Linked DNA regions of Homo sapiens: all the other regions are linked to region 2. Evidence: chromatin loops called from intact Hi-C (ENCODE). Cell type or tissue: PC-3. All regions are shown on one strand. Each heading gives the region's core, and the rest is flanking DNA. Links, peaks and the distances in the headings are about the cores only. Region 1 has its middle 230 kb from the start of RDUR. Region 2 has its middle 150 kb from the start of RDUR. Region 3 has its middle 14 kb from the start of RDUR. Region 4 has its middle 210 kb from the start of ZPLD1. Region 5 overlaps NXPE3 (neurexophilin and PC-esterase domain family member 3).

Evidence for each region. Hi-C counts contacts between places; a loop is a spot of excess contacts. Peaks named below come from ENCODE experiments on the same cell type or tissue, not always from the same donor. Only the 100,000 strongest peaks of a DNase experiment are listed, where the experiment ranks them.
Region 1: a loop joins it to region 2, with 7 times the contacts of the local background. A loop is called at or near these places in 5 of 110 quality-filtered maps.
Region 3: a loop joins it to region 2, with 9 times the contacts of the local background. A loop is called at or near these places in 3 of 110 quality-filtered maps.
Region 4: a loop joins it to region 2, with 7 times the contacts of the local background. A loop is called at or near these places in 3 of 110 quality-filtered maps.
Region 5: it touches region 2 in a loop (3-fold over the local background); 6 of 110 quality-filtered maps call a loop at or near these places.

The regions. Positions count from the first base shown.
Region 1 is chr3:102,171,157-102,177,286 of GRCh38, reverse strand. No RefSeq gene overlaps it. Among named protein-coding and RNA genes, the nearest start is that of RDUR, 230 kb to the right of the region's middle. In PC-3, for the core only: no CTCF peak of the experiment used is centred there; a DNase peak (open chromatin) is centred at 2,786; H3K4me3 peaks cover 291 bases; H3K27ac peaks cover 3,882 bases.
Region 2 is chr3:102,087,403-102,093,532 of GRCh38, reverse strand. No RefSeq gene overlaps it. Among named protein-coding and RNA genes, the nearest start is that of RDUR, 150 kb to the right of the region's middle. In PC-3, for the core only: no CTCF peak of the experiment used is centred there; a DNase peak (open chromatin) is centred at 3,452; H3K27ac peaks cover 4,894 bases.
Region 3 is chr3:101,923,510-101,929,639 of GRCh38, reverse strand. No RefSeq gene overlaps it. Among named protein-coding and RNA genes, the nearest start is that of RDUR, 14 kb to the left of the region's middle. In PC-3, for the core only: no CTCF peak of the experiment used is centred there; DNase peaks (open chromatin) are centred at 539 and 2,929; H3K4me3 peaks cover 1,145 bases; H3K27ac peaks cover 4,673 bases.
Region 4 is chr3:102,221,742-102,227,871 of GRCh38, reverse strand. No RefSeq gene overlaps it. Among named protein-coding and RNA genes, the nearest start is that of ZPLD1, 210 kb to the left of the region's middle. In PC-3, for the core only: CTCF peaks have their summits at 2,262 (motif pointing right), 3,266 and 3,466 (motif pointing right); DNase peaks (open chromatin) are centred at 2,271 and 3,481; H3K27ac peaks cover 3,632 bases.
Region 5 is chr3:101,805,767-101,811,896 of GRCh38, reverse strand. It overlaps NXPE3 (neurexophilin and PC-esterase domain family member 3), which reads right to left. Exons shown (of 8, transcript NM_145037.4): 6 at 4,771-4,844. Among named protein-coding and RNA genes, the nearest start is that of NXPE3, 30 kb to the right of the region's middle. In PC-3, for the core only: a CTCF peak has its summit at 2,506 (motif pointing left); DNase peaks (open chromatin) are centred at 2,076 and 2,506; H3K27ac peaks cover 1,387 bases.

The DNA.
Region 1 (6,130 bases), core at 802-5,801, 84 kb before region 2:
CGTGAGGCAATAAACCTCAGGTATTTACCCCAGACAATGACAGCACTTCAGTAAAAGGGCAATAGGAACAACTGGCTATGCCCCTATGAGCAGAGCTTTATGTTTATGTTCCTGAGATTCTTACATGAGGATTTTGTCGTCCTGTGAATAAAAAAAAGAGGGGGGGGGGTCGTTGTTTGGTTGTTCGTTTGGTGTTTTTTTTTCTTTTTAATTTATTTTTTTATTTATATTTTTATTTTTATTTTTTTAATTTTTTTTTTTTTTTTTTTGCTATTTGCAAAGAGAAAAACTCTAAACTCTAAATATGAGCTTTATTTATTACATTCAGTGACAAAGCTTCCCAACTAATCTGGAAACTCTTTGAAACGGCCCAGTGATGTATGGATAGACACACCCATTTGTGGTAGAGGTCAAGGATATGTTCTAACCACCAAATGGGAAGTCTAGGCATTTTTGTTTCTTTTTCTATTTTTACATATGCGTTGTTTGAATTCACACCATCAACTTGAGAATACATTTTCAAGAACAATATTTTAAAAAAGCAACGACTTGTAGTATATTTTGAATTTTGAATAATATATAGCTACCAGCTTTCAATTATAAATCAATGGAAATTTTATATTTCTCATTTATTTAACACCAGAGAGAAAAGCACTTCCACATGATTAGATAAAAACCCAGTTTTTGTGCTATCAGCATAAAATGACCTTCATGTTTTTCTCCCTTTTTCAGTTCTTCTGTTATATAAAGGAAAGATTTCAACAGAAACTTATGAAAGAAGACAGATCAAAAAAAATCCCTTATTTGGAAGTTAATGTGTGATGCCAGTTCTGAGCGACTACAATGGCTTTTAAAATAACTTGCATAAGCCCAGAAGTCTATGTAACAACTTTATGAAATGATCCGGGGTAAGATAAAAGAAGCATTCAATCAAAATCTAAGAATAAAGCCAAGGTTAAATTAAGCTGTGTTTACCAGAAGTTATGAATTAATGACAAAGGTATACAATTTTATATTTAAAAGTATATATATTACTTTAAATATTTTCTTTTAAAAAAGCTTTGTTACATTGTTTGTGTTTAAATAAAGAAACTTTTTATGAAAAGAATTTAAAAGTAAGAAAATACATTAATATCAGTTTACTGAAGATTATGCCTAGTTCCAGAATGTAGTCAAGGTACCTCATCACTATCCAATAGGAGCCTAACTAGTTAAATTAAAAAGTGATTTAACCTCCTTAAAATAGGCTCTGCAAATAGAAATGCTAAACAATAATTTCAAATAACACAGCCCCTTTTAGTATTTTTAACTAGTAGTCAGAGCTGGCTAAGAAAAAGGCATACTCAGCTAACACCTGCAGCATTGGATGAGAAAATTCTATCTCATCTCAATGCTGAGGTGGACAGGTATTTGTGGAAAGTCACTGGTGAGCAGTGTAGCTCTTCACAAACATGGGCTTTTGTCTTCTTCATACTCACATATTGACTCATGGATTTTCATGTTTTTCACTCTCTTTCTCACAGTTTTACCTCTTCTCCATTCAGTCCAAACCAGCCTCTACGAATCAGCCCACCATAGTCTAGGTACCAGCCTCAGTTCTACTTACACTGTTGCTGAGACAGAGCCTAAGAGGGAACTCAGTTGGCAATGGTTGCCAAGCCAACTCCAGCAGCTACTCGGGCAAGAATTAATAGTGAAGTCTAAGCCCATGAAACCCAGGTGGGCAAAAGGTCAGGTGCAATCCTACATGATAGAAGAAGAGAGCTAAGTTTGAAGAGTTGGGGGGTAGATTTCAATATGGCCAGAGATAAGATCCAATCCTAGCAACAGTCTACTACATTTAGAGGGATGGTGACTGGGGAAAGGGTAAAAAGCAACTGGCATCCTCAAGGACTACCATCAGACTTTATTTATTATTACAAACGAATGCCTCCAGTCATGATGGACCAATGCAGGCATCAGGTTATCTGAAGTGATGCCAAAGTGTTCTTATGCTATTGCCCACATTCTATTCTTCTAAGTAGGATATATCCATAAATAACCTCTTCTGAAGAGTTATAGAACTGTCACATTGAGAAAAATACCTGGAGGTCATAATAAGAAAGATATAATTGAATCTTTGTCTTTTGTGAGTAAACATCCTGATATGGTGAACTGGAAATGATTAATGCTTTTCTTCTTTCCTTGCCAAAAGACAGCCATTTGCTTAATTGAATAGAAATAGAAAAGCCTTTTTTCCATAAATGGAATGGAACTCAACTGGCTTTCATAGGCAGAAAAAAATGAAGCTCTCATTAGATTATTTATGGAAGTAATCCAGCTTTGGAATAATAACACTCTCCTAGTGGTTTTCCATGGAACTATGGCAATAGGTAGTTACATGCAAATCAAAGCTGGTTCAAGTGAATCCTCTGAAACAGGACTCCATAGATACCACAGAAATATGAGGATGTAACAAAAGGTGAATATATACAAGTAAAAACAAGGTGACATAAAACAAAGCAATGGAAAGGTTTTGATGGGAGAAGTAGATGCAAAAAGAAGATTTCTCATTTATTTTTTGGTAGAATATGGAAACCCTAAGTCTGACTATTCTGTTATGAAGCTAGTAGCCTCTGTGCTGTCTTTCAGCCCTGCCTGCTTCCCTTTGTGGTCGTGTTTTGTTTTTACATCCATGAGAATCTAATTCAAATAGACTTCTTGCACGCAACCCTTGTTTATTTAGATTATTTTAAAATCTCTGTCAAAGGAATGAGTAATTGAATTAATGTGTAACGTGAATACTATTTACCCTTTTTCCACCTTCTGCCTTCTGTCAGCTTAATGTCCTCCCATTCATTTTTTGCTTTCCAGAAGTTGAGGGAAATACCAATCATATGTGGGGAATTCTATTTTGGTACATAATAAGGGAATTTTCTTGATTGTTCATGTTCTGTGCACTCTAGGTTTTTTGGTGCTTTTTGTATCTTCCATAATCATTGAAAACTCCCCCAAAAAGCATAGGTTATTTTACTGTTACATTTATTAATAAAATCCAACAAACTTTTCTTTATAAATCCATTTTTTTTCTATCTTGTGTGAGTCTGGAAGCCACAATAATGTCAATATTGTCTTAACATTAAATCTTAGTCAAAGAGGACCGTGGCTCATTTTTTATGTATGCATATTTGATATGGCTTTGTTGTTTTGGTAAACAATTCAAACAGTACAGAAAAATACAAAAGGAACATAATTGTCACCTGAAGTTCAGCCCTCAGATGTTTCCAATGTTAGCATTTCTCTGAACATATGCCCCAATGTATCTCCGTGCCTACAGACACATATGGAAATGAATATACAATTTTATATTAAGGGGATCTTTCTATTCAGACTGTTTGAAGCATGGTTTTTTCACTCGACCATATCTTGGACATGTGATTCCATGCTTATAAAATCAGAACTCCAGCCAGGCGCAGTGGCTCACATTGTAATCCTAGCACTTTGGGAGGCTGAGGTGGGCGAATCACGAGGTCAAGAGATCGAGGCCATCCTTGCCAACATGGTGAAATCCCATCTCTACTAAAGATACAAAAATTAGCTGGGCATCGTGGCAGGCACCTGTAGTCCCAGCTACTTGGGAGACTGAGGCAGGAGAATCACTTGAACCTGGAAGGTGGAGGTTGCAGTGAGCCGAGATCACGCCGCTGCACTCCAGCCTGGGCGACAGAGTGAGACTCCGTCTCTAAAATTATAATATAATATAATATAATATAATATAATATAATATAATATAATATAATATAATCCTCGCAGCTTGCAAGGCTGAGTGTAATCTGGCCGTGTCCACTTTTCATATAGCATTGGCGACTTCTCCCACCTTAGTCATCTCACTGGCCTCCTTGTCATTCCTCAAGCAAACAAAGCTTATTCCTACCTGATGGCCTTTATATTTCTGCTTCCTTCCTCCTGGAATGCTTTTCTTTCCATTTTTTCTTTGAGAGACCACCTCATGCTTGACGTTTAGATCCCAGCTGAAATGTCCTCTATTCAGAGATCTCCCACGATGACTTTATCTGAAGGGGCTACTCAGTCCCTCTACATTTAATTACCCTGAGTTATTTTCATAATAATGTTATCTCTGTCTGAAGTTATTTGATTAAGTTGTCAAATGACTGGGACATTTTTAATTGAATCATCTTAACAATAAGGAGGTTAATAAACAAACCAACTGTACTTCAAGCAAATCAAGACATTATCAGAAGCCAAGACTCAAAGAACAATGGGCATGACTTTAGAATAACTTAGGGATCCTTGACTTACATCTACAAACATAAAAGAACAACTGGAATGTCATCTAGAGCATACCAAGAATTCTCACAGTTATTGTTTATAAGTTAAAGAGTTTAAACCATCCTGGTATAGATTTCTTTATTATAATATTTATAAACTGCAAGACAGTTGTCAAAATCTAAATTTTAGGTTACATAAGCTTCCAATAAGTAAAATTATCTTTATGTTGTAAGGAAGATTAGAAGTTTAGCTTCAATGATGAGGTCCCTAAGACATAAAAATGGTAATAAAATATCTTTTCTCAAAATCTACTCATTAATAAACAATCTGGCAATGGAGTCTATAGCCAGATTTTCTGTGAGTAATTGTAAGTATAAATCATACTATCATTTGAGAAAAACATGCATCTCATCTCTAAGAGGAAAATTTTTAGAAACATTGAGAAAGAGTGACCTGGTTCAATTAACATGAATACCATGGACATTTGAAGAAAAAGGAGACTAATGATTCTAAAAATCATTTAATAAAGAGCACTTTATTTGATTTAAAATAAAAATAAAAACCACTATTTTGAGGGCTGTTTTGGTTATTTCTTAGTAATAAATTCACAGGGCTCTAGGACTCTCAGAAGCATCCTGAAAAATGTGAACACAGGCACTAAACATATACATTAAAGATTAATTAGTAGAAAACAATTCCTGTAGAATTCAGAACAAAGTGCTTATAGTTCATTTAAGTAAAAAAAAAAATGTTATTTTCCAATTTAAAGGATACTTGGAAATTAAGCATTTCTTTCTTCCCACTGAACTATATATTTTAAGACAATTTGGGATCTTCAGTTGGCCATGAATGTCTATTGAGTATGGATGTGTTTCCTCTACCCAGAACTTGAACTCATTAAGGGAGGGAAGCATTGTTAATTTCATAATTGTACAGAAAATTCCACTGTAGAAATGCCTGCTGTAACTGAAGCATTGCGTCAAGCATTCTGAAGTTGTCAAATGAAATTAAATGATGAGAATAATTTTGGAGATGGTTGTTTTGTACTTTTGGGGTGAATCAATTTTTCTGTCCTTTTATTAAGTATGTTACAAGTCTACAATGTTCTTCCCATTACTCCCCAAATACAATAATCAAAATCTCCCATTCTACTTGCACAACATTCATATCCAGTCTTTTTAGGGCTCCTTCTCCAGGTGTTTTTAAGGTTTTCAATGATTGCATGTACATGTTCCACAACTCTGTGTAGGTTGTTGGATATCCATTGTCAATTCAGGCAGCTGCTCCACAGATCTCTGCTGCTGCAGCTCTCCAAAGTCCAGGCCACAGTGTCCAGTAATACTTTACTGAAGACTGGGGCATTATAAAGGGAAATGGGGAGTCAGAGACAGAAAGCTTAAAATGGAATTAATTATTTCTCCTCCTAAAGACAATTGGTCATATCTCTTCACTGGAAGTCTCTCAACTGATCTCCATCCTCCTTAATGTTGATGCTTACTGCCAACACGTTACTTCCCATAGACAGAAGCATCCTAAAGGGACCATTACCTTTCATTGCTCCCCCTACTTAATCAACATGAAATCATAAAATGTGTAGGGATGCCACTCTGCCCACAAGAGTCAAGAGTTCCTATAATAGAACAGTTGAATTTTTCTTTATTCCTAACTTTTGCAATATAGAATGGCATTTTGGATTTACCTATGGATAACTGGAAGGGGACATTAGAGTTTTGCCCAAAAGAAAAATACAATCTTGACCCAAAGATAAATTATGGCTCTACCCTTAGAGCAACAGAGAAAACTACTAAGAGCTTTAAAATCATAATCTGGTAGTTTGAATGAATAAATTAGATCTACAATA
Region 2 (6,130 bases), core at 577-5,576:
CAGGACAGACCAGGCCAAAGGGAAAGCTCATGGTGAAATTCATCCTACTGGCTTCAAGGCAGAAGGCGATGTTAAGGCTGTGAGTATTGAGGAAAAAGGAGAGATGAGGGTTATGCCAGAAATATTCACAGTTCTAGAATACCCTATGCACTCCTGAAAGTGGTGTTGTGAATGCCAGGAAAGGACTTTCTTATCTGGTGTGTGAAGAGCTCTGAGACTTCCTCTTGACTCTCAGTGAATCAGCCACATGTATTTTTTCTATAACTCATAGAGTTGTACAGCTCAGCAAACTTGCAAACACATCAAGGTTTTTGGTTTTTGGTTGGAAGTTGTTGAGTGTTTTTGCCCATACACATTTTTTCTTCTGTATCCTGCCATCAGCACCTAAACACTTGATCTACAAGTAATACTAGTAGAGTCTAATGCAATAAAAGAGTCGGGGAGGGAAGGAAATTAAGAATGGAGGGAAGGTGAGAGAGAGATGTAGAGAGAGTTGTCAATCTGTGTAACTAAGTCAATGCAAATGATTGATGTAATGAATTATCTGCATCAACTTTAAACCTATTGTCTACCACATCCAACCACCACATTGCTTTGGCTACAGAGATCAGTTTAAAGAGCAGATGATTAAAAGAATTAACCACACTTTAGAGGTGAAGAAAGTTGATTTTAGGGAGTTGGTGTGGTTTATATATTACATTGAAGGAAACGAGGAAATCCACAGTAAGTCAACCTGAAACGGATTGAGTCATCAGAACTATGGTTTGCCACGGTGATTACAGTATTCCTAAGGTATCTGAAAACACTGAGGTCTATGATTTTTAAGCCACTTCATCATCATCCACTTAGAAAAGTGATGATATCAATCTGCATTGATGCAACTATTTAAGTGGGCAAGCTTAGTCAATATGGAAAAAAAACATAACGTGTGACATATAACTGAACAAAACCAAACAATAACCAAATTTTAGAAAAAAATTTAAATCCCTGGAAAAAAACAAAATAGGCTATCAGTTAATGTCATATTCCATACCTGAAGTTCCAGGGACGTAGAGGTGTCTCGAGAAACTGTTTATCTATAAACTTGAAACCTTTAAGATTGAACATAATCCCAAATTCATAACATCCTTGGTCAGGAAGTCTCCAGGGAAACACTTTCATTCAGAATCTGTCCTGGAAACTTTATACTCACTGTACCTTATGAAGTTTGAACCAAGTCTCAAGTCAATATGAAGTCAGAAAAGACAGCAGATCTAAGCTTCCTAACTGGTCCCCAAAATTGCCTCATGTTCTTTAAGTTCCACAGTTTAACTAAATGGTGATGGGATCTTCCTAGGTTTATGACTGAAATAAAAGTATTGTTGGAAAAGGCTGTGTGCTTAAAATCTCTGTTGGCTTCTGCAAATCCAAAGCCCACCCTGCACCCTGCTCTGAGCTGCGGAGACTTCCCCACTTGGCTGTATCCACAGGCTTCATCATCCTCTGTCCTCTGGCTTCAGATGAGCTCAGCCAATGAGGAACCTGGGTACAAGCTAGAGGGACATAGGCCTGCAGACGTAACTCCTCTGCTCTGGCCTTTACTGACTCTAGACTACTGCACTGCACAATCTCTTTTGGTTTTTCTCCCCCCTGCCCACAACTTTGTTAGTACTCCCTTTATTAATTTATCTTCAAATTATCCTGTTTAACAGTGTCATCTGTTCCCTACTCCTGACTCTTGGTACACTGTTTTTTTCCAAGAACAATTTGGACACTTAGACCTGTTCATTATATAGACCACTCCCTTTAGAAAAAGAAGGGATTCATATGAATTGTTTACATGCTCAAACATACCTGGCTTGGTCTAACAAGTTTAAATATGAGTTTAGAAGAATTTGGTCAACACTTGAAATTCTGTGCTTTTTCAGAGTCTAATGATTTGAGGGGAAAAAAAAAACTTTTTAACATTAAGTCTAATCTAAGCACATGGTTTAGTAGTACTTCCACGTGGAGGAAGCATTACTTAGTTGGCACCGGAGTATGTGTTCTTAAAATGCAAAACTGACTTATTTACCCATTTACATCAGTTAAGAATTCACTTTTTAAAAGTTATGTCCTTTAATTGGTGGTATTTCTTATAAAGTTTTTAAAAATTAATTACCTAAATTTTTTTCCACAGTGATGATGGGTTTGTCCTGACTTGTTCATGGCCTCTTGCTTGGGTTTCCTTGTAAACAGGGGCAAAATGTGTAAGACGTCTTATGGGGCTTAGCACTGTAGCTAAGACATAAATAGGCTTTTTAAAGATTGTTTCCTCTGTACAAAATTCAGTGACTCAAATAGGAGGCAAATTTGTGAGCTTGTCGCCTTTACCACCATATTCAGGTCAAACAGGGTAAACTATGGAGCCCAATGCACCAGTGAGTGAGCCAACACTCACCGAGTGGTAATAATAATAGAATTGGTAGTAATTACCATTAACGGAATACCCTGTATGTACCACATGTTGTGCGTCTAAATTAGCCCTCACAACTACTCTGTAAAGTGCTATGGAAAGCACCACGGACACTGTGAACTTCTGTGTTCCATTCTCAGATGATGAGTCAATAGGAGCAATGAATTCCTCTGATTGTGTCTGGGGTAGGATGAAGAGTTAATACAGGACCTAAGTTAACCCAATCAATGAAGCGAAGGATTTATATTCCAGACTGGAAGGTTGGAAATTTCTTTCTGTCTTCAGCTAGACAGAACTAGAAAGCATTCATCTCTATTGTCACTGGCAACCACCTTATAATTACAAAGGGAAGCAGCTGGAGATGACATCTATATCTGGCAAAGGAAGACGTGGAAATATCCTGTGTCACCAATGACATTTGAGCCACTGATTGTTCTGCACCAGAAACCCACGCTATTTCTGGGTTTCCAATTAATTACATGAGATAATAAACTTACCCGTTGCTTAAGCCCATTTGAAACTGGGTTTTCTGAGACTAGGCTTCTTAACACAGATAGCATTCCAAATGATGCAGATATTACTATCTCCATTTCACAGAGGAGAAAATTGATGCCTAGAGATCCTAAGTCTCTTCCTCAGTGTTACACAGCTAACAAATTGCACGTGCACAGTAAGAGTCCAGGTCCTGCGCTTTGTCCTCAATCACATTTCCTCTCCAAATTAAGTACTAAAGCCCCTTACTTTCACAGCATGTGAACAGAATGCTTAATGGCCTCTTGTATGGGTAAAAATGCACTTGAAAAAGTGGAAGAGTTTTGTCATTCTATAGCTATTTCTCTGTTAAAAGCAAATGGTAAGAGTTAAACAATAAATCCATGAGTCAAAGACTGATGCTATTAAATATATCAGCCATGATTTTAGAGTCTAAAAATACACCAAACACCAGACTATAAAATGTTCTTGACGTCAATAGACGACTCAGCAGTCAGTTGAGGTCACTTTACAACCTTTCCACAACTGCTTCACAGAGAAACCTATGCTTTTCTCAGGACCATAAAAATACTGGACCGCACAGGCAGTCAGCCGTTAACTACACAATACACTAAATTCTTGTAAACTATGGGTTATGAGACTATCCACGGACAATTCATATAATCTCATGACCTGAACATAAAGTACATCCTGTAAAGAGAGCATCACTTGTCTTTTTAAATCTGCATTACCTGTTTTTAATGCATTTAAGTTTGAACCTATGCTACTGAAAAAAATCTTCAGAGCTAACAGTTTCTGCCATTTGGTAAAAATTCAATGAAATCCATTCAATTGTTTTAATAGCTAATTAGCTGTGTCCCATTACTGTTTATCTCAGGCTCTAAAACATTGTCTGAAGGCATTTTCACAGCTTCATGTCACTAGGCATCTTTTCATCTGGAGTTTAACGGCAGCAACTACAAAAGAAGAATCGATCCCCTCTCTCCTCTCCCAGTGAGCACTTGCCTCTGAGGCTATTCCCTCTCTATACTTACATTTAAAATAAATAGATTCCTATGCAAAAAGTGGTTCGTTCAATGGGGAAGGAAAACCAGGCCCCAGTGTTTGTACTTAACTGGCCCATTAAAACCTTAAACTTAGATTTGAATCTAAGTTCATGTGCCATATCAACATAACTTCTGGCACACCTGATGCAGCTCATGGATCTGATAGCTCATAAATTCTCCCCCCACTGAAGTTATGTCCAAAGGCCAAATACAGAAAGACATTTTATTTGTGTGTGAACAGATTATGGCTTTATAAAGCACCAGCTTTGGAGCAGAGCCGTAATTTATGGCATTCAGACAGTACAAACAAGGATAAAGAAATACTATTATTTTCACCATGGAGCATTGAGTAGAAAAGAAATATAAATGTTAACCCATCTGGCATCACTGCATTGCAATATATCTGTTTTATGTTCTGTGTGAGATGAGATTTTTTTAATGCTTTTAAGATATCAAAATAAATTGCACAGACTTGTGATACCTTGGGGGTTCTACCTGGTGGCTGATATGATGGGGTGAACTACACACACAATAAAAGGGTTTATAAAGTTTAGAAATTGCCTAATCCAATATATTGGGAAGAATCAGATAAATGATGCAGGCCAAGAGAAGTTAGGTGTATGAATGCCAGCCCACATAATACAAGGACATTATTCTTGGGTCTAGGTAGACAAAATGTATTAGACTATTTGTAACTTCCATTGTGTTACAGAGATGTGGCCTCTGAATTCCAGAGCAGCTGACCTGTAGTCCCCAAGTCAAAGTAAGCTCTGTCTGAACGAATTCTCTTGAAAAGATTGGTCCTGAGCTTACAGGCCTCTGTTTGTGTGTACATCTAAAAATAACCTGGAGAATTATACTGCTAATAGGAAGGAAGATGCCACACATTTTCTTCTGTTTTTGGCCTTTGCCTGCTTTTCTATAAGATAGCTTGATTTTTATATCAATTCATCATGTCTATTTTATGTTTTGTAGATATTTTTGCCAGTCCATCATTTGTCTTAACTTTGCTTATGGTATCATTTGCTCAATCAGAACTTAAAAAAAAAGCAAAATTTTAATCTAGTCAAGTTTATCCATCTTTATTTATAGTTAAGAATGTCTTCCTCACACATGGTGAAACAAACTTTCTCTGAAATTTCTTTGAATATTTTCACTATGTTTTTTCATTTATGTCTTTAATCAATCTCAGATGGTTTTTTGCATGAGCTGACATAAATAAATTTTCAAAAACATGAAAAGATGCCCCTTGCATCACATCTGACAGGAAAATATAGCAATATGACATACCACTACTTTCAAATCAGAGTGGCAAAAATTGTACAGTAATCTTTGATGGGTAGTGTGTATATAAAAAGGATTCCTGCATACTGTCACTTGGCCTGTGATTTGCTATAGCCTTTTTGAAATGTAATCTGATGACACATTTCATTTGATAATCTAATACTTAAAAATAAAAAAGCACTGATGTATAATATTTAAAAAAGAAGTTCAGTGCATCTCTGTTTATTAACAGTAAAAATCGGCCAGGCACAGTGGCTCATGCCTGTAATCCCAGCACTTTGGGAGACCAAGGTGGGTGGATCGCCCACAGTCAGGAGTTCAAGACCAGCCTGGCCAACATGGCAAAACCCTCATCTCTACTGAAAATACAAAAATTAGTCGGGCTTCGTTGTGCTTACCTGTAATCCCAGCTACTTGAGAGGCTAAGGCAGGAGAATCGCTTGAACTCAGGAGGCAGAGGTTGCAGTGAGCCGAGATTGCACCATTGCACTCCAGCCTGGGTGACAGCAAGACCCCATCACAAAAAAAAAAAAAAAAAACAGTAAAAATTATCCATATGTCTGTCATTAGAAAGACTCCTGCACAGCCAGTTTATTTGGAAGGTGACTCCAAGAGGGGATCATGGGACCAGGGAGAATGAGGCGGGGAAGATTGAAAAGCCCAATTAAAAATGGAAGTTGATCACTCCTGAAAGCAACAGCACTTGATTCTGCCTCCTGAATAACTTACAGAATTGCCCACTGGCGGTCAGGAGGTGGGAGCACAGCCATTAGAGAGAAACTCTAGAGAAAAAAAGCAAAACAACTCAAGACACATACTTGAGTCAAGATGCTGTCAGCACAAGCTGATTCTACATTCACGTGGAACTGTCCCC
Region 3 (6,130 bases), core at 526-5,525, 160 kb after region 2:
TTCCAGTTAAATGGGTGGCTGATACGTTCAGCCACAGAAAGAGGAAATCTAACTGTGAAGGATGAACCCATCTGTGGGGGGCAATAATCTTCCTCCAAGTGAAGAGCCTAGAGACACTTTGCTCTTTAAAACAATTTATCTGCTAAGTCTGGCATCTAGTTTACAAAGATCCTAAGCCAAGCTCAAGTCCAAGTGAGAGCAGTGGTGACTCTGTACGCATTTCTATGCCCATCAAATTTATTGAAATTTGCAGATATATATGGCTGTGACTACATGGAGAAACGGTGATAGTCAGTAAAGTCTCAATTGCCTGTGTGTAGGCATTATTATTTTGGTTATCTAACTGCATAACAAGCCGCCTGAAGCATAGTGGCATAAAACAATAAACATACTATTATGTTCCTTCATTCTAGTGGTCAGGAATTTTAACAGGACAGAGATAATTTGTCTCTGCCCAGTGACCTCTGGGGTCTCAGCTATGATGACTCTGAAGGCTGTGAAGTGACTCAAAGGGTATGTCTGGAATAGCAGGGACAGAAGAATGCACTCTCAATATTCACTTTTCTTACTCACACAGCTGGCACTTGGCCTGGGGTGGGTGAAGGGCAACTTCAGCTGAGGCTGTCACTCAGAGTGCCTACATGTGGCCTCAACAGCAGTCTCAGGGTAATCAGCTGTCTTCCATGATGGTTCCAGGTGCCAAGAACAAGCTTTCCAGTGAACAAGAAATATGCTTCATGGCCTCTTGTGACCCAGTGTCAGAGGTCACCTAGTGTTACTTCTACTGCACCCAACTGGTCCAAGCAATTACCAGCCCACTCAGATTCAAGCGGAGGAGAAATAGACCCCACCTCCTAATAGGAGAAATGGCAAATAATAAAAAGTAGGCCAGGCGCAGTGGCTCACACCTGTATTCCCAGCACTCTGGGAGGCCGAGGTGGTTAGATCACTTGAAGTTGGGAGATTGAGATCAGCCTGAGCAGCATGGTGAAACCCCGTCTCTACTAAAAATACAAAAAATTAGCCAGGTGTGGTGGTGCACACCTGTAGTCCCAGCTACTTGGGAGGCTGAGGCACGAAAATCACTTGAACCCAGGAGGCAGAGGCTGCAGTAAGCCGAGATCATGCCACTGCATTCCAGCCTGGGCAACAGAGCAAGACTCTGTCTCAAAAAAACTAAATAAACAAACACATTAACATTATATAATAGAGACACATAACAAAGCTGAAAATTATTTAATTAAAAAACTAATACAACTTTTACCAATCTATGGTAAAATGGATTTAAAAAAAGAAAAGTATAAATAAAATCAGGAATTCAAAAAGAAAAAACATTTGAAAACTTAGATAATACATTAAAATGTCTTGAAAAATATCACTTAACACAAATCCCTTCGAGTAAAACATGTTAATAGTTTTCTAACCATTAAAGATACTGGGTCTGCAGTCTAACCACTTGTATTGGCTTCTATGACATTTTCCACTCAAATAGTGCATATTTGGTTATTGAAGGCATATACTCGATTTTTTAAATATAATTACAATTTAACAGAAATTATTCCAATCTATAGAAAACAGAAAAAATACTCAATTCTGTTTCCGAGCTTTGTATAACCTTTATTTTAAAAACTGACAAAAGCAGTACAAAGAAGGAAAATAATAGGCCAGTTTCAATCATGAACATAGATGCTAAAAATTAAACATAGTATAAGCTAAACAAGTCACCCCAACTATTCTCTAATGTACTGAAATGTTCTAATTTCTTGACCCACTGGGTAGGTCATTGTTCCCACTGAGTGGGTACATTGAGTTTTGTAAACCATTATCTTTTAAGCTGAACAAACATATATTTGTTCAAATATATTTTGTGCACCCTTCCATTTATAGGATATATTTCATAATTTTGTTTTTTTGAGACGGAATCTCACTCTGTCGCCCAGGCTGGAGTGCAGTGGCACGATCTCGGCTCACTGCAACCTCTGCCTCCCGGGTTCAAGCAATTCTCTGTCTCAGCCTCCTGAGTAGCTGGGGTTACAGGCAACCACCACCATGCCAAACTAATTTTTGTATTTTTAGTAGAGACGGGGTTTCACCATGTTGGCCAGGCTGGTCTTGAACTCCTGACCTTGTGATCCACTCACCGCGGCCTCCCAAAGTGCTGGGATTACAGGCGTGAGCCACCACGCCCAGCCATATTTCATAATTAAAAAAAAAAAACACTATTCTCTAGAAACACCTGACACATTCATTCACTCTCATTAAACTTATTTGATGTCCATTGACCCTCTCAGAAGTCTGCACTTGGTGCTACACAAAGTGTGATTCAACACCTAGTAGCAGCAGCAGCAGCAACATCACATAGCAACTTGTTAAAAATGAATATTCTGGGCCCCACCACAGACCTACTAAATCCGAATTTCTGGACATCCAACTCAGGAATATGTGTTTCAACAAGCCCACCAGGTTATTTGAAGATTCACTCAAACTTGAGAAACACTGCTCTACATAACAGTGACAAGCAATAGAGGAGTTACAAGCAAGAGCCTGGGACTCGAGCCCAAGAGAACTTGAGCCAGAGGCAACTTTGCGTTCAAAATCACACCACGGCCTTACCTGCAGCACACATTGCACCATGTTGGGTTTTCCTTCTTTGAAGGACCAGCCTCGCCTTGACCAATCTTATTTCACAGTAAGGATGATAATTTTTCAATGACTCATACCTGAACATCTGTGTTAATTATATGGCTATTGTTCTTCAATTATATTACAAGATTTCTTCTCCACAATGGTCACTGTGGAAGCCACCCAGAATAAACTCGCTGCTGTATCTCTGAGTGAACAGGAAATGTGTTCATTCCAAATTATCCAGGAACAAGAACTCTCTTTAATTCACTGACTAATCAACCGTTTGTGGGAATACTCAAACATCCTCCTCCTTCCTGCCACCTCTCTTTTGTCATTTTCACTCCTCCCCAGAACCCTTGTAAATAAAGGAGAAACAATAGACAGTTACTTTCAAATAGGTTCCTCCGGATACCTGCAAATGACTGTGTGGGACTAGAGACCAGAACAGTTGGTCAGAACAAGACATCTTTTAATCATTGATTAAAATGCTCATTTTATAGATAGCTAAATTAAGCCTTAAGAAAGCTGAATAGTCATCAGTGATAGAATTAAAATAAAACATTTCTTTTTATTTTTATCAGATGTATACTTTCACATAATTTGAAAAGACATATCTTTTTTTTTTTTTTTTTTTTTTTTGAGACGGAGTCTCGCTCTGTCACCCAGGCTGGAGTGCAGTGGCATTATCTCCGCTCACTGCAAGCTCCGCCTTCCCGGGTTCACGCTATTCTCCTGCCTCAGCCTCCCGAGTAGCTGGGACTACAGGTGCCGGCAACCACGCCTGGCTAATTTTTTGTATTTTTAGTAGAGACGGGGTTTCACCGTGCTAGCCAGGATGTTCTCAATCTCCTGACCTCGTGATCCGCCCGCCTCCGCCTTCCAAAGTGCTGGGATTACAAGCGTGAGCCACCAAGCCCGGCCCGACATGTCATTTTTTTAAATATGAAAAACAGTAGCCCCCGATCTAGAGGAAACAATTTTCCACTCCTTCAGAGGATTCTTTGGAATTTATCACTATATCTCTAAATAATATGAGCATATTGTATTTCTTGATGTCTCGGTTTTAGTGATTGTCTACTGATTTTCTAGGAGGGAAGGTAAAGCTTTAGCTTTCTTTAACCCTCCCCTCACCCCACAGTAAACACATTCTTTCCGTTACTACCACCACCCCCCTCATTCACTTAATAGAGTTGCATTGAAATTTCAGCTAGATCAACATTCACTGTTTACATTATCATGACTATGTAAATGTCATTCACAGCTGAGACATGTAGTCAACTACAATTAATTCCATTTCCTGCACAAGCTTTTATTGACTGGGAATGGGAGAAAGAAGGACCCAGGTGAGAAGGAACTGCTGTTTGCTTGTTTTTTCTTATTTGCTCATAAGATGAGTAGTATATTTACTTATCATCAATTCAATTCCAAACTCTGTCACATATCTAAAACTCCCATAAACATTGTGAAACACAGTGTCAGATAGTCTGTTAACTTCATCTTCTTAAGAAAATATTTGGCTGGCAAGATGGCTGAATAGGAACAGCTCTGGTCTGTAGCTCCCAGCAAGATCAACACAGAAGGCAGATGATTTCTGCATTTCCAACTGAGGTACACAGCTCATCTCATTGGGACTGGTTAAAGAGTGGGTGCAGCCCACAGAGAGTGAGCTGAAGCAGGGTGGGGCATCACCTCACCCAGGAAGCACAAGGGGTCAGGGAACTCCCTCCCCTAGCCAAGGGAAGCCATGAGGGACTGCACCATGAGGAACAGTACCTTCTGGCCCAGATACTATGCTTTTCCCATAGTCTTCACAACCCGCAGACCAGGAGATTCCCTCAGGTGCCTACACCACCAGGGCCCTGGGTTTCAAGCACAAAACTGGGCAGCTGTTTGGGCAGACACCAAGCTAGCTGCAGTTTTTTTCATACCCCGGTGGTGCTTGGAATGCCAGCGAGACAGAACCATTCGCTCCCCTGGAAAGGGGTCTGAAGTCAGGAAGCCAGGCGGTCTAGCTCAGGGATCCCACCCCAATGGAGACCAGCAAGCTAAGATCCACTGGCTTGAAATTGTTACTGCCAGCACAGCAGTCTGAAGTCAACTTGGGACACTTGAGCTTGGTGTGGGGAGTGGTGTCCACCATTACTGAGGCTTCAGTAGGTAGTTTTCCCTTCACAGTGTACATGAAGACTCCAGGAAGTTCAAACTGGGCGGAGCCCACCACAGCTCAGCAAAGCTGCTGTATCCAGTCTGCCTCTCTAGATTCCTCCTCTCTGGGCAGGGCATCTCTGAAAGAAAGGCAGCAGCCCCAGTCAGGGACTTATAGATAAAACTCCCATCTCCCTGGGACAGAGCACCTGGGGGAAGGGACAGCTGTGGGTACAGCTTTAGCAGACTTAAACATTCCTGCCTGCTGACTCTGAAGAGAGCAGGGGATCTCCCAGCACAGTGCTCAAGCTCTGCTAAGGGACAGACAGCCTCCTCAAGTGGGTCCCTAACCCCCATGCCTACTGACTGGGAGATACCTCCCAGCAGGAGTCGACAGACACCTCATACCGGAGAGCTCTGGCTGGCATCTGGCGGGTGCCCCTCTGGGATGAAGCTTCCAGGGGAAGGAACAGGCAGCAATCTTTCCTGTTCTGCAGCCTCCACTGGTGATACCCAAACAGGGTCTGGAGTGGACCTCGAGCAAACTCCAGCAGACCTGCAGCAGAGGGGCCTGACTGTTAGAAGGAAAACTAACAAACAGAAAGAAATAGCATCAACATCAACAAAAAGGACATCCACACAGAAACCCTATCCGAAGGTCACCAACATCAAGACCAAAGGTAGATAAATCCACAAACATAAGGAAAAACCAGCACAAAAAAGCTGAAAATTCCAAAAACCAGAACACCTCTTCTCCTCCAAAGGATCACAACTCCTCATCAGCAATGGAACAAAACTGGACAGAGAATAAGTTTGATGAATTGACAGAAGTAGGCTTCAGAAGATGGGAAGTAACAAACTCCTCTGAGCTAAAGAAGCATGTTCTAACCCAAAGCAAGGAAGCTAAAAACCTTGAAAAGAGTTAGATGAATTGCTAACTAGAATAACCAGTTTAGAGAAGGACATAAATGACCTGATGGAGCTGAAAAACACAGCACAAGAACTTCATGAAGCATACACAAGTATGAATAGCCAAATCGATGGAGCAGAAGAAAGGATATCAGAGATTGAAGATCAACTTAATGAAATAAAGTGTAAAGACAAGATAGAGAAAAAAGAATGAAAAGGAACAAACAAAGCCTCCAAGAAATATGGGACTATGTGAAAAGACCAAACCTACGTTTGATTGGTGTACCTGAAAGTGACAGAGAGAATGGAACCAAGTTGGAAAACACTCTTCAGGATATTATCCAGGAGAATTCCCCAACCTACCAAGAAAGGCCAACATTCAAATTCAGGAAATACAGAGAACACCACAGAGATACTCCTCAAGAAGAGCAACCCCAAGACATATAATCGT
Region 4 (6,130 bases), core at 376-5,375, 130 kb before region 2:
TACTACATACATTTTCTCTAAATCTGTGTTGTAAAAGATGATAAAAAGAGGAGGAAAGCGAAACATAAGAGGCCAAACATAGCAGTACATTTTTTTAAGTATCCCTCTCATGTAGACCAAGTACATGGCCGAGTAGAAACAATAAAACAGGGTAAACCTGAATATAGTTTATATTCCATTATCATTCCATTCAGCACACACTTTATGTGCCATCTGTAGACTTGTATAATTGATTGCCACAGGACATAACTATTTTAAAAGACAATTAATTTGATTACCAGCAATGAAGTTTTTATCTATGCAAACTAGGAAAAGACAGTCTGATGAAGAAAGTAATCAAGTTTCCAAAATCAAAATGCAAGATGCACCATTCAGGAGGGTGGAGAGAGGAATTCATCATTTGGGAAAGGCTGGACTGAGAAATACTGCATTTCAGGAATTTCTGGTTTCTACTTCATCCACCAAATGGTAATTCTGCTTCTAGAAACCAGATCTTGGACTACGCTGAATATAAACCTCCACTATATGCATAACCTACTGTTAAAGATTTCATCTACTGATTAAGCCAAGGGAAAAGAAGAGAACATTGCTATTGCTGAGCACCTATCATGCACCAGGTAGTTTGCTAGGTATGTTTTATCTATCCTCTATTTTAATCCTCCCAACCAATTCGATAAGGCTGGTTAAGATGATCACACCTAGATCACACAGCTGGTAAGAGATTGGGGAAGGCTGAATAATAAACCCACTCAAGATATCCATATCATAATCCCTAGAACCTGTTAATGTTACCTTACATGGCAAAAGGAACTTTGTAGATGTGATTAAAATCAGGATTCAAAGATGGCAAGATTACCCTAGTAATCCAGGTGGCCCATAAATGTGATCATGTTATCCTCATGAAGGGGAAATTTTACTACAGAAGAGAAGGCGATACGACCATGGAAGCAGAGGTTGGGGTGATGTAGCCAGGAGCCAAGGGATGTCAGCAACCTTTAGAAGTAGGTGAGTCAAGGAATGGATTCTCCCCTGAAGCCACCAGGAGGAACAAACCCTGCTGACACCTTATTGCCCCTTAAAATGTATTTTGGACTTCTGATCTCCAGAAATAGAGGAAAATAAGTTTGTGTTGCTTTAAGTCACTCAGTTTGTGGTAATTGGTTACAGCAGCAATAGAAATGAATGCTGACAAGAATCCAGAATTCTAACCCAGGTTTACTCAAACCTGAAGTCTGATTTATTTTCAACTGCTTAACACTGCCTGTGGTTTGATTAAAAACCCTGGAATTGGGTACAAAAAGATTCATACCTTGTCCCAATTTGAATATTCCTGAGATTTAGAACTGAATATTAGATTAGTTCACTGAATTGTTGGTCCGATTAAATCATTACAATCATCTCACTTACTAAGAGTGATAGTTATAAACCATTGACTCAAAAGAATCAAAGAAATTCACCATTTAAATGTAGCTAAATTAAAGTCAGTTATTTTGACTCAGATAATGCCATAAAACTTTGGAACTTTGGGCTAAAATATACAGATATTGAACCAAAAGTGTTTTGATGCTTTTCACCTATATTCAGACAGCCATTAATTTTATACACCTAAGCTTATTCTCATCAAGAATCTTACAGACTTGCATATTGACTTTTCTCTGCTAACACACTCATAACAATGTAGAAATCTAAAAACCTGGATTCTGGAGATAGAAGAAGAATGGTTACCATAGGCTGGGAAGGAGTGTAGGAAGGTATGGGGGAGATGGGGATGATTTAATGAGTATAAAAAATAGAAAGAATGAATAATACCTAGTATTTGATAGCATAACAGAGTGACTATAGTCATTAATAATTTAATTGTACATCTTAAAGTAACTAAAAGAGTATAACTAGATTGTTTGTGATACAAAGGATAAAATACTTGACTCATTTTACATGATGTCATTATTACTCATTGCATGCCTGTATCAAAACATCTTATGTATCCCATAAATGTATACACCTACCACAAAAATTACAATTAAATTTTTTTAGAAACTTGGATTCTGTCATCATTGACTTTTCTATCAATTAGCTATTCAATTTTTATCATCACCCATCAATATCTCCAGGCCTCAGTCTCCTCATCTGTAAAATAGGGGAGTGGGCAGAAGCCTGCCAAGCAGATCATCTCTAAGGTTCCTTCCAGCTGTAAGATGGGATGATAGCAGAATTCTCACAGCAAAATTCCTAAGTGGATTTCAAATGTGCTTGTTAATGCAAAGTGCCACTAGAGGTCAGATTAAGTTTGGTAATTCTATCTGATCAGACATGGAGCTGGAGCAAAAGCAAAAGCTATCCTTAGGTTGATACCTTGCTTAGCAGGCCTGCACCTTCCCCCTTCTGAGCTGATGAATGTTGATCCCAGTGTTAGAATAAAATAGGAAAATCTCTGAAACCCGAAATTACATTCATTAATCTGTAATTTGTAATTGGCTGCTACCAGAATGCTTATCTTTCTTTGCTTGCCTGAATGTCGTTAATTAAATGTGTCACCTGAAGCTCTGGTACTTCGTGTTTGCTCATGTTACTGTGTTAATCAATCAGTCGCACAAAATTGGAAGCTGCTGAGAGAGACTGAAAACGTTACCTGCAAACTCTTTGTGCATCTGGGTGTAACTGTATTAAGAACATGTGATTATGTGCGGGGCATCTGACTCACAATACATATTCAAAGCGAAGTATAAAGGAATTAATGAAAAACAGAAAGAAGGAGAGGGGGCACACATTGTCCTCAGGTACGTGCCTTGTCAAAGCTACTGATCAGGACCAGTGTTAGGCACAACTGTGAAACCTGTAGAATTAGATATTTGTAGCTGCCGTTTTCTGTGTAGTTTCCCACCTTCCTTCAGCTCCCCGGCTTTCTCAGCATCCATTTCAAACTCTGCTCTCAAGAGACATCCAAATAATTCAAATGCAGTAAGATATAAAAAACTAATGATGTGATTTTGCTCTCACTTGCATTTTGTCTGAGAACAATGCCTATTAAAGGGTGGAATTCTAGAAGCAGAATTGTAATCATCTGGAAAGCTACTAATGTGGGAACAGAACATTTGCAAAATCATCCCACAGAGCCGACACCATAGGCCAACGGCAAAGGTTAGCCTTGCCTCCCACTAATACACACAGTACGAATTGCTAGTTATTCCCTTTTTTAAAAAACAAGTATTTATTGAGCATTCATTGTACATGAGGTTCCCAAATGCATAGGGTTGCTTCATGAGGACCCAGTGATTTCTCCCTGCATGACATACTAGGAAGCAGTGGAAGCCTCGGCATTATTTCTGTGGCAAGGCCCTGGGGAACAGGGATCCTCCTCCCCTTCCACTATCTCCCCTATATAAAATTAAATGTTTGTGGTAGCGGGCAGGAGTGAGCAATTCTGAGAGCGGTACCAAAAGGATGGATGTTCTGGCCTGACCACCCAGCAGGTGGCCTCAGATTATCCAGATAGTTCTGTGGTATGAGAACAAGGCAATATCTCCTAGTGGCTGTCACTCAAGAAGACCAGATGCCAATCTCAAAACCTCAGGGACCTCTTAATTTCTAAGGTGCTGATGCACTAATATTTGGGTTCACAGACCTGACAATTCTGCCTCCAGCTTCTTCTATATGAGATCACCCATCATGGCTATAGCCTATGTCTATCTTAAAACAGCTGCCACAAATCCTCAATTCCCTTTGATAAGTATATTCTCAGTAAACAGAAATAACACTTTGTATTTACCTAGTACTTGGTACTTTACCGAGTGATACAGAAAATCCTTTCATCTACTCTGTAAAGTTAAATACTATCATCCTATACATTGGCTCATATTTCATACATTTTTAGAGTTGGTAGATCATCTGCTCCACCCTCACCTCCACACTTAACCATCTTGCATTGTCCGATGCAATGTCTGACACTTCCCAAGCAAACCCCTTCCTTTCACAGCACTCAACACCGCCTTTCACAAGCACAACTATTTTATAGATGATGAAACTGAAATCCAAATACATTAGGTGACTCTCCCTAAAGCAGAACATATACAAGTGGAGGATCACAGTCTCAGACTAGTTAAGCAGTTTTCAATTTTCATCGCATTAAACCTCTCATCAGCATTCAACACCTTACTGCTTTCTTGAGCCATGTCTCTGAGTTTCAGTAGCACTACACCCTCATTTTTCCATGATCCCTTCTTCTCATTCTCCTCAGGAACATTAGGTTGGTCAGGCTTAGTCCTGAGCAACTCTTCTTTTCTTACTCTGTGGTCTCTCTTTCATTTGTCTCCTTTATTCTCCAAGTTTTAAATATTATCTATGGAAAACGGCTGAATAGGAACAGCTCTGGTCTGCAGATACCAGCGGGACCAACGCAGAAACTGGGTGATTTCTGCATTTCCAACTGAGGCACCCGGTTTATCTCATTGGGACTGGTTAGACAGTGGGTACAGCACACGGAGGTTGAGCAAAAGCAGGGTGGGGCGTTGCCCCACCCAGGAAGTGCAAGGGGCCCGGGGCCTCCCTCCCCAGCCAAGGGAAGCTGTGAGGGACTGTGCTAACCGGCCCAGATACTACACTTTTCCCACGGTTTTTGCAACCAACAGACCAGGAGATTCCCTCGGGTGACTACACCACCAGGGCCCTGGGTTTCAAGCACAAAAGTGGGCAGCTGTTCAGGCAGACACCAAGCTAGCTGCAGGAGTCTTTTTTTTGTACCCCAGTGTTGCCTGGAACTCCAGCGAGACAGAACCGTTCACCCCTTTGGAAAGGGGGCTGAAGCCAGGGAGCAAAGTGGTCTTGCTCGGTAGGTCCCACTCCCATGGAGCCCAGCAAGCTAAGAATCACTGGCTTGAAATTCTCACTGCCAGCACAGCAGTGTGAAGTTGACCTGGGGTGATCCAGCTTGGTCAGGGGCGAGGCATTCACCATTACTGAGGCTTGAGTAGGTGGTTTTCCCCTCACAGTGTTAAGGAAGCCAGGAAGTTCGGACTGGGGGGAGCTCACCTCAGCACAACAAAGTGGCTTGGGCCAGACTGCCTCTCTAGATGCCTCCTCACTGGGCAGAGCATCGCTGAAAGAAAGGCAGCAGCCCCAGTCAGGGGCTTATAGACAAAACTCCCATCTCCCTGGGACAGAGCACCTGGGGGAAGGGTGGCTGTGGGCGCAGCTTCAGCAGACTTAAATGTTCCTACTTGCCATCTCTGAAGACAGCAGCAGATCTCCCAGCACAGCCCTCAAGCTCTGCTAAGGGATAGACTGCCTCCTCAAGTGGGTTACTGACCCCTATGCTTCCTGACTGGGAGACACCTTCCAGCAGGAGTGGACAGACACCTCATACAGGAGAGCTCTGGCTGGCATCAGGCAGGTCCTCCTCTGTGATGAAGCTTCCAGAGGAAGGAGCAGGCAGCAATCTTTGCAGTTTTGCAGCCTCTGCTGGTGATACCCAGGCAAACAGAGTCTGGAGTGGACCTCCAGCAAACTCCAGCAGACCTGCAAAAGAGGGGCCTGATTGTTAAAGGAAAAACTAACAAAGAGAAAGCAATAACATTGACATCAACAAAAAAGATGCCCACACAAAAACCTCATCAAAAGGTCATCAGCATCAAAGATTAAAGGTAGATAAATCCACAAAGATGACGAAAAAACAGAACAAAAATGCTGAAGATTCCAAAAATCAGAATGCCTCTTCTCCTCCAAATGATAACAACTCTTCTCCAGCAAGGGCACAAAGCTGGATGGAGAATTAGTTTGACAAATTGACAGAAGTAGGCTTCAGTAGGTGGGTAATAGCAAACTCCTCTGAGCTAAAAGAGCATGTTCTAACCCAAAGCAAGGAAGCGAAGAACCTTGATAAAAGGTTACGGAAACTGCTAACTAGAATCACAAGTTTAGAGAGGAATATAAACGACCTGATGGAGCTGAAAAACACAGCACAAGAACTTGTGAAGCACACACAAGTAGCAGTAGCCGAATCAATCAAATGGAAGAAAGGATATCAGAGATTGAAGATCAACTTACTGCAATAAGGCATGAAGACAAGATTAGAGAAGAAAGAATAAAATGGAATGAAAAAACTCTCCAAGAAATAGGGGACTATGTGAAAAGACCA
Region 5 (6,130 bases), core at 557-5,556, 280 kb after region 2:
CAGGCATGGTGGCATTGTGCCTGCAATGGTAGCTACTTGGGAAGCTGAGGCAGAAGAATTGCTTGAACCCAGGAGGCAGAAGTTTTAATGAGCCGAGATCACACTACTGCACTCCAGCCTGGGCGACAGAGCGAGACACCTTCTCAAAAAAAAAAAAAAAAAAAAAAAATTAACTACTGCAGGCAAACCAAAGCATCAAGACATCATTGGCCATACCTCCTAAACATGGTTAAGGGGCAGTAGGGAAAATGCTAGATGAAGAGTCACGGGACCTACTCTAAGTCTGACTCCACATTTCCAACTCTTGAGACTTCAGAAATCATTTAAATTTTCATCTTATTCCCTAACTATACCCTCAGAGTCTAACAAAGAAGGACTCAAAACGATGACACAATAAGTGAAATCTCTGGACTTTGGTCACATCATCTATAAAATGGGTCAACTACTAGTTATTTTGAAGGGTTATTGTGAAAATTCAATACTGTAATAGTGTGAATAGTAAAGCGCATGCTAGGGTCCTGGAAACATCCTATATGTTCTAAATGTTCAATAACTTGATCTAGATGGTAGTTATTTTATTAGTTTTCTATTGCTGTGTAACACATCACCACAAACTTAGTAGCTTAAAAACAAGAGACATTTATTAACCCACAGACCTGCAGGTCAGGAGTTTGGGACATCGCATAACTCTGTTCTCTCCTCAGAGTCTCACAAGTTGAATCAGGCTATTATCAGGGCTGTGTTCTCTGGAGAAAAGCCTTCAAAAAGGTCATTCAAGGCCGGGCGCGTGGCTCACGCATGTAATCCCAGCACTTTGGGAGGGCAAGGTGGGTAGATCGCTTGAGCTCAGGAGTTCGAGACCAGCCTGGCCAACACAGTGAAAACCCCGTCTCTACTAAAAACAGAAAAATTAGCCAGGTGTGGCTGTAATCCCAGGTACTTGGGAGGCTGAGGCACGAGAATCGCTTGAACACAGGAGGCAGAGGTTTGCAGTGAGCCAGGATCGCACCACTGCACTCCAGCCTGGGCAACAGAGCAAGACTCTGTCTCAAAAACAAACAAACAAAAAAAAACAACAAAAAAAGTTCATTCAAGTTGCTGCCAGAATTCAGTTACTTGTGGTTGTAAGACTGAGTTTCCCATTTCCTTGATGGTTATCAGCCAGGAGATGCTCTCCAGCTACTAGAAGTTGCCTATATTCCTAGCCATGTGGCCCCCTTCATCTTTAAAACCAACAACAAAGAATCTCCCTCACATGGAATCCTTCTTACACTTTGAATTTCTTCAGGAAGAACATGGCCCCTGTTAAGGGCTTATCTGATCTAAGGTCAGGTCTACCTAGGATAATGCCACTCTCTTAAAGTCAACTTTGTCATATAACATAATCAAATCATAGGAATTATATACCATCATATTTACATGTCGCTGCCACAACTCAAGGGGAAGGAGATTATGTAAGAGCATAGATCACTGGAAGTCATCTTAGTATTCAACCTGCCATAGCTACAAAGATACACACAAATGTAAAACTTCATTGTTCTTATCTATACTGTTGCTATTAGATCAAGTCTTATTCTAAACTCTCAGTAAGTTCCCCCAAAAAATATAACCTCAAGTTGTTGATGAGGTCAGAATCTGTCAAGGTCCCTGAGCCACTCAGCTGTGATAATCTGGGGACTACATTACAGGTACTAATGAAAACTCAGCAGTAATTCTGGCACTGGGAAAACCTGACATAAACCAGATGCTTGCTCTTAAAAAGGTAGTCAGCTAGAACTAAAAACTGTTTTTCCTTGCTTTTGACTGGAATTATGCCCACAAGTAGCAGTAGCACTGCCAATCTCAGGCAATCTAAATATGAATCTTAACAATAGTTTTACCTTGTAAGAATATTAATTAGCTAATACATAAATACAATTTCACAGGGAAAAAACTTCAAAATATAGGATTCATAAGTGAAATAAAAGTAGAAATACTGTAAACCCCTTCTAAGGCTAAGGCAAAGAAAATACAAGACAAGCCTCAAATATCTTGTGGTGCCAGAAACTAAGGAAGTGCTCAAAACAAACAAAAGGATGACAGCACACAGGATGACAAAAGGGCACAAAGAAGCCAAACTGAAAGTGTTCCCCAACTGCCAAAACTGGAACAATTTGAGCAAAAATAAAAGCAAATAAAATAATGATTGAATTGGATTGGATTATAATTTTTTTTCCTTCATTCCAAGGAATGAAATTTTCATGAGTCTACACTGATATAAATACTTAAAATGAAGAAGGGACAACTCTTCTTTGCAAAAGAATTCCAACTAATAAATGTTGAAAGAATGAGAGACATTAAAAGTCACAATTAGAATTCCACAGAAATCATTGCCACAGGCAAGATCTGATGAACCTTGATGAATGCTAAAATTAGTTGGTGAAAGTTTAAGCAGAAACAGAATGTTTGCATAGAATGAAGCAAAAGAAGGAAAAAAAATTATGAGCCCTTGATTTAGGGTCTTTGAATGCCCCCTGCTGGTCCACAGAGTGAAATTCAATGAAGTTCTGCCAAGCTGGGTTCCTTCCATAGTCCATAAATCAATTGCCCTTCTCTTTTCTTTCCAGTTATATACCTGTTACAACAAGATGGTTTTCCTATTCAAAACCAGGATATTCTGCTCCTACTAATTCATAGTTACTTTCTTCCTCTAAAAATATATCAAAAGGCTCACTAATTACCAAATCTATCTTCCCTCTAACCAGAAGAGTACATCATAAACCCACAGCCACTTCCTGGCTAATCCTCAAGACTTGTCAGGTACAGGTAAACTTTCCAAAGTTCCTCCCACTGACCATCCCTGGGACACCTAGGGACATCACAATAAGGGCAAGCCAGTCGAGTCTGTGAGAAGAAGGACAGATCCAGTAGTGGGAGACAGGGCCTCCTGAAGATGTCGGACATGGAGAGTGTTTAGAGCGCAGTACTACTGAAGGACACCTTGTCTACTGACATCTTGACCTCAGGGTTGAGGCCCAAACAGATAAAAGATAAATGTCTCATATATATATATATATATATATATATATATATATATATCCTCTAAAATTAGTAATTCATTTGGTTCAAGTAAATCAAAAACAGCTCTTCATCAGGAAAAGACTGGGAATTCTTGTGGCATATGATACTAGAGACAAGAGATATAAACTGGCAGTGCCCTGGCTGCATATGGGCCAAACAGATTTTATTTAGCCCATACAATATTTTCAAAGTCTTGAATTGGATGTCAATGTTCTAAAATATGGAGATATCACAGTTAAAAAATCAAAGTTTCTGGTTTCTCTTGGAAAAACAAATCTACGGAGCTGGGCATACAGGGTTTGTTTCTACATGGTAACAAAGCAGCAGAAACTGAAAAGAGGCTGCCCCTTGAGATGGTCCTTGCTCTTCAGTTCCTTCCCCACCACTCATACAAGGCTTGTGGCTAATATCCACTCTGCTTGATCCACAGGTATTAAATATCAAGCCCCTGCAGCAAAAGGGTTTGCCAACATCTGCAGAGTGCAGTACTATTAGTTAATATACTTTTAAAAGCTAGAAGGACCTTGCCCGCCATCTGCATAAGCCTCACTAGTAACATTCATCCCTTCTTTCTAAAAATCACGATAGCTAATTATATCTATTCTGCAAAATTTACATTTACTGCTCTGAATTTTGTTCTTTTACTATTAATATTCTACACCAATAAATCAGAGTCACCCGAAAAGTTTGTTAAAACTTTCTTGCTCAGCCCCACCAGCCAGGGTTTCTGTTTCAGTCATCTGAGATAGGACCTGAGAATTTGCAATTCTATCAGGTTGCCTGGTAATGCTGATGCCACTGATCCACAGACCACACTTTGAGAAGAGCTGCTATTCTCCAACCCAATGTTATTTTAAACATTTCCATGATAATTTTACCCATATCTCTAGAGCAGCAATGTCCAACACAACTTTTTGTGATGATTTAAACATTTCCATGATAATTTTACCCATATCTCTAGAGCAGCAATGTCCAACACAACTTTTTGAGATGATGGATAAATTCTACATAAAATGCTGTCTACATATAGTTATTGGGCATGTGTGATTAAATAACTAGATTTTGAATTTTATTTAATCTTAATTGATTTAAATTTGAATCACTACAAGTGACTAGTTGCTATCATATTGGACAAGGTTGTTCAAAAGACTCTTGAGGAGCCAAACAGAAGAGGGCTGGCAAGAGAAGAAAACTTTTACATGAGCTTAAATAGCAAAACTCGGCCGTGCACATGTCTGTAATCCCAGCACTTTGGGAGGCCAAGGTGGGAGGATTGCTTGAGCTCAAGAATTCAAGACCATCCTGGGCAACATGGCAAAAATTTGTCTCTGCAAAAAAAAAATGCAAAAATCAGCCAGGTGTGGTGGTGTGTGCCTGTAGTCCCAGCTACTCGGGAGGCTGAGATGGGAGGATCAATTGAGCCTAGGAGATCAAGGCTGCAGTGAGTAAAGATTGCGCCACTGCACTCCAGCCTAGGTAACAGAGCAAGACCCTGTCTCAAAAAAATAAAAATAAAATAACAATAAATAGCAAAACTCAGAATTATGCACATAAGATCTGATTTTTTTAATCAAACAGTACTTTTAATATTTTCAATTGTGCCCAGAAGTAACTATGGCATATAAGTTTTTGCAACATAAATGAAACGACAGAGCCTCAACCCAGTTAGTAAGAAAAACAACAAATCATCAAGCTTATTCTTTTTTTTACCTTTTATTCTCCTGGGAATCACAGTTACCCAATCAGGTCCACTGGAGTTGACTGGCATTTTGATATTGACACCACTTTAAGAGGAATAAAAAAGCACAAGCTCAGGTTCAGGAACATTTATTTTCAGATATATGTCTTTATTGGCAAATGATAAAATGACTAATTTCACGGAGCCTTATTATGATGAAATATACTTATGAATGTTAACCAACACAAAATAATAAACTGGGTCTCTTGTAGTAAGCAGGTTTTATGTACATAAAAACTGAAAAGAAATTAAATTGATTCTTAAATTTCACTCCACTGTATACTGCTAAGAGTGCAAACTCCAAAATGACCAATTCTGGTTTGAATTATGTACTCCCCTTGGACTCAGAGAATGGCTCACACTGACAAGAATGTCTATTTTGTCATTACTTAGTTTTCAGGCTGCAAGTATACGCTGCATTAAGTCATGTATCAGATTCCTCAGGCCTTTTCCAGATCTGACAGGAGTCCTAGTGGGGACACTTGCCCCCCAGATACTTACTCATGCAGTACTTTGCTCATCATTACCAGGACTCTTTAGTGTCTGTTCCCCTTACTAAAACATGTACTACTCAAGGGAGGCAGCAGGGGAAAAAAATAAAATAAAATAAAACATATACTACTCGAAGATAAGGGTGGTGCCTCATTCATCTTTGTATCCTAGCACAGGCCCTGGTCTAGAGTCCACACTCAGTAAATATTTTTGGAGGGCTGCATTAAAACATGGGGGAGGGTGGAGGTAAGGAGAAAAGCACTCGAAATCCGGGGCAACTATTCCAGAAACTGAGTCACAATAAAACTAGGTCTCTTGTACTTAGACCAAAAACAAAAACATAAAATGTTAACTTCTCAAATTCTTGATATGGGAATGTGCAGTCATTTTTTATTATTTCATCAATTTCAGAAAAAACTGTTTATTCAACAAATAATTCTTAAGCTTCTTAAGCCAGGTACTGTCCTAGAATCCAGGGCTACTACAGTAAGCAAAACACACAGCATCTCCTTCTTCATGGAGCTGACATGGAGACAGACAAAAAACAAGTAATGAAGGAAGTGTACAGGCCTGGCCACATTACAGCATAATCAAATTTCATAGCTTAAATAAAGTGATTTTTAAGAGAGCACATATAAACTACTTTCATGAGTTTAGACTTTTATGGTAAGAAAAAAATATACAATTTACTTGTCTATAGTTATAATAATTATATAATTATTATTGTACAATAATAATTTTCTTACAAAAACATAATTTCCTGTAAAAATATTTGCAGGAAAACTTCTTCTATAATTTTCCTGCCAAAATATTTAGCCTCAATCTAATCACATGGAAAGT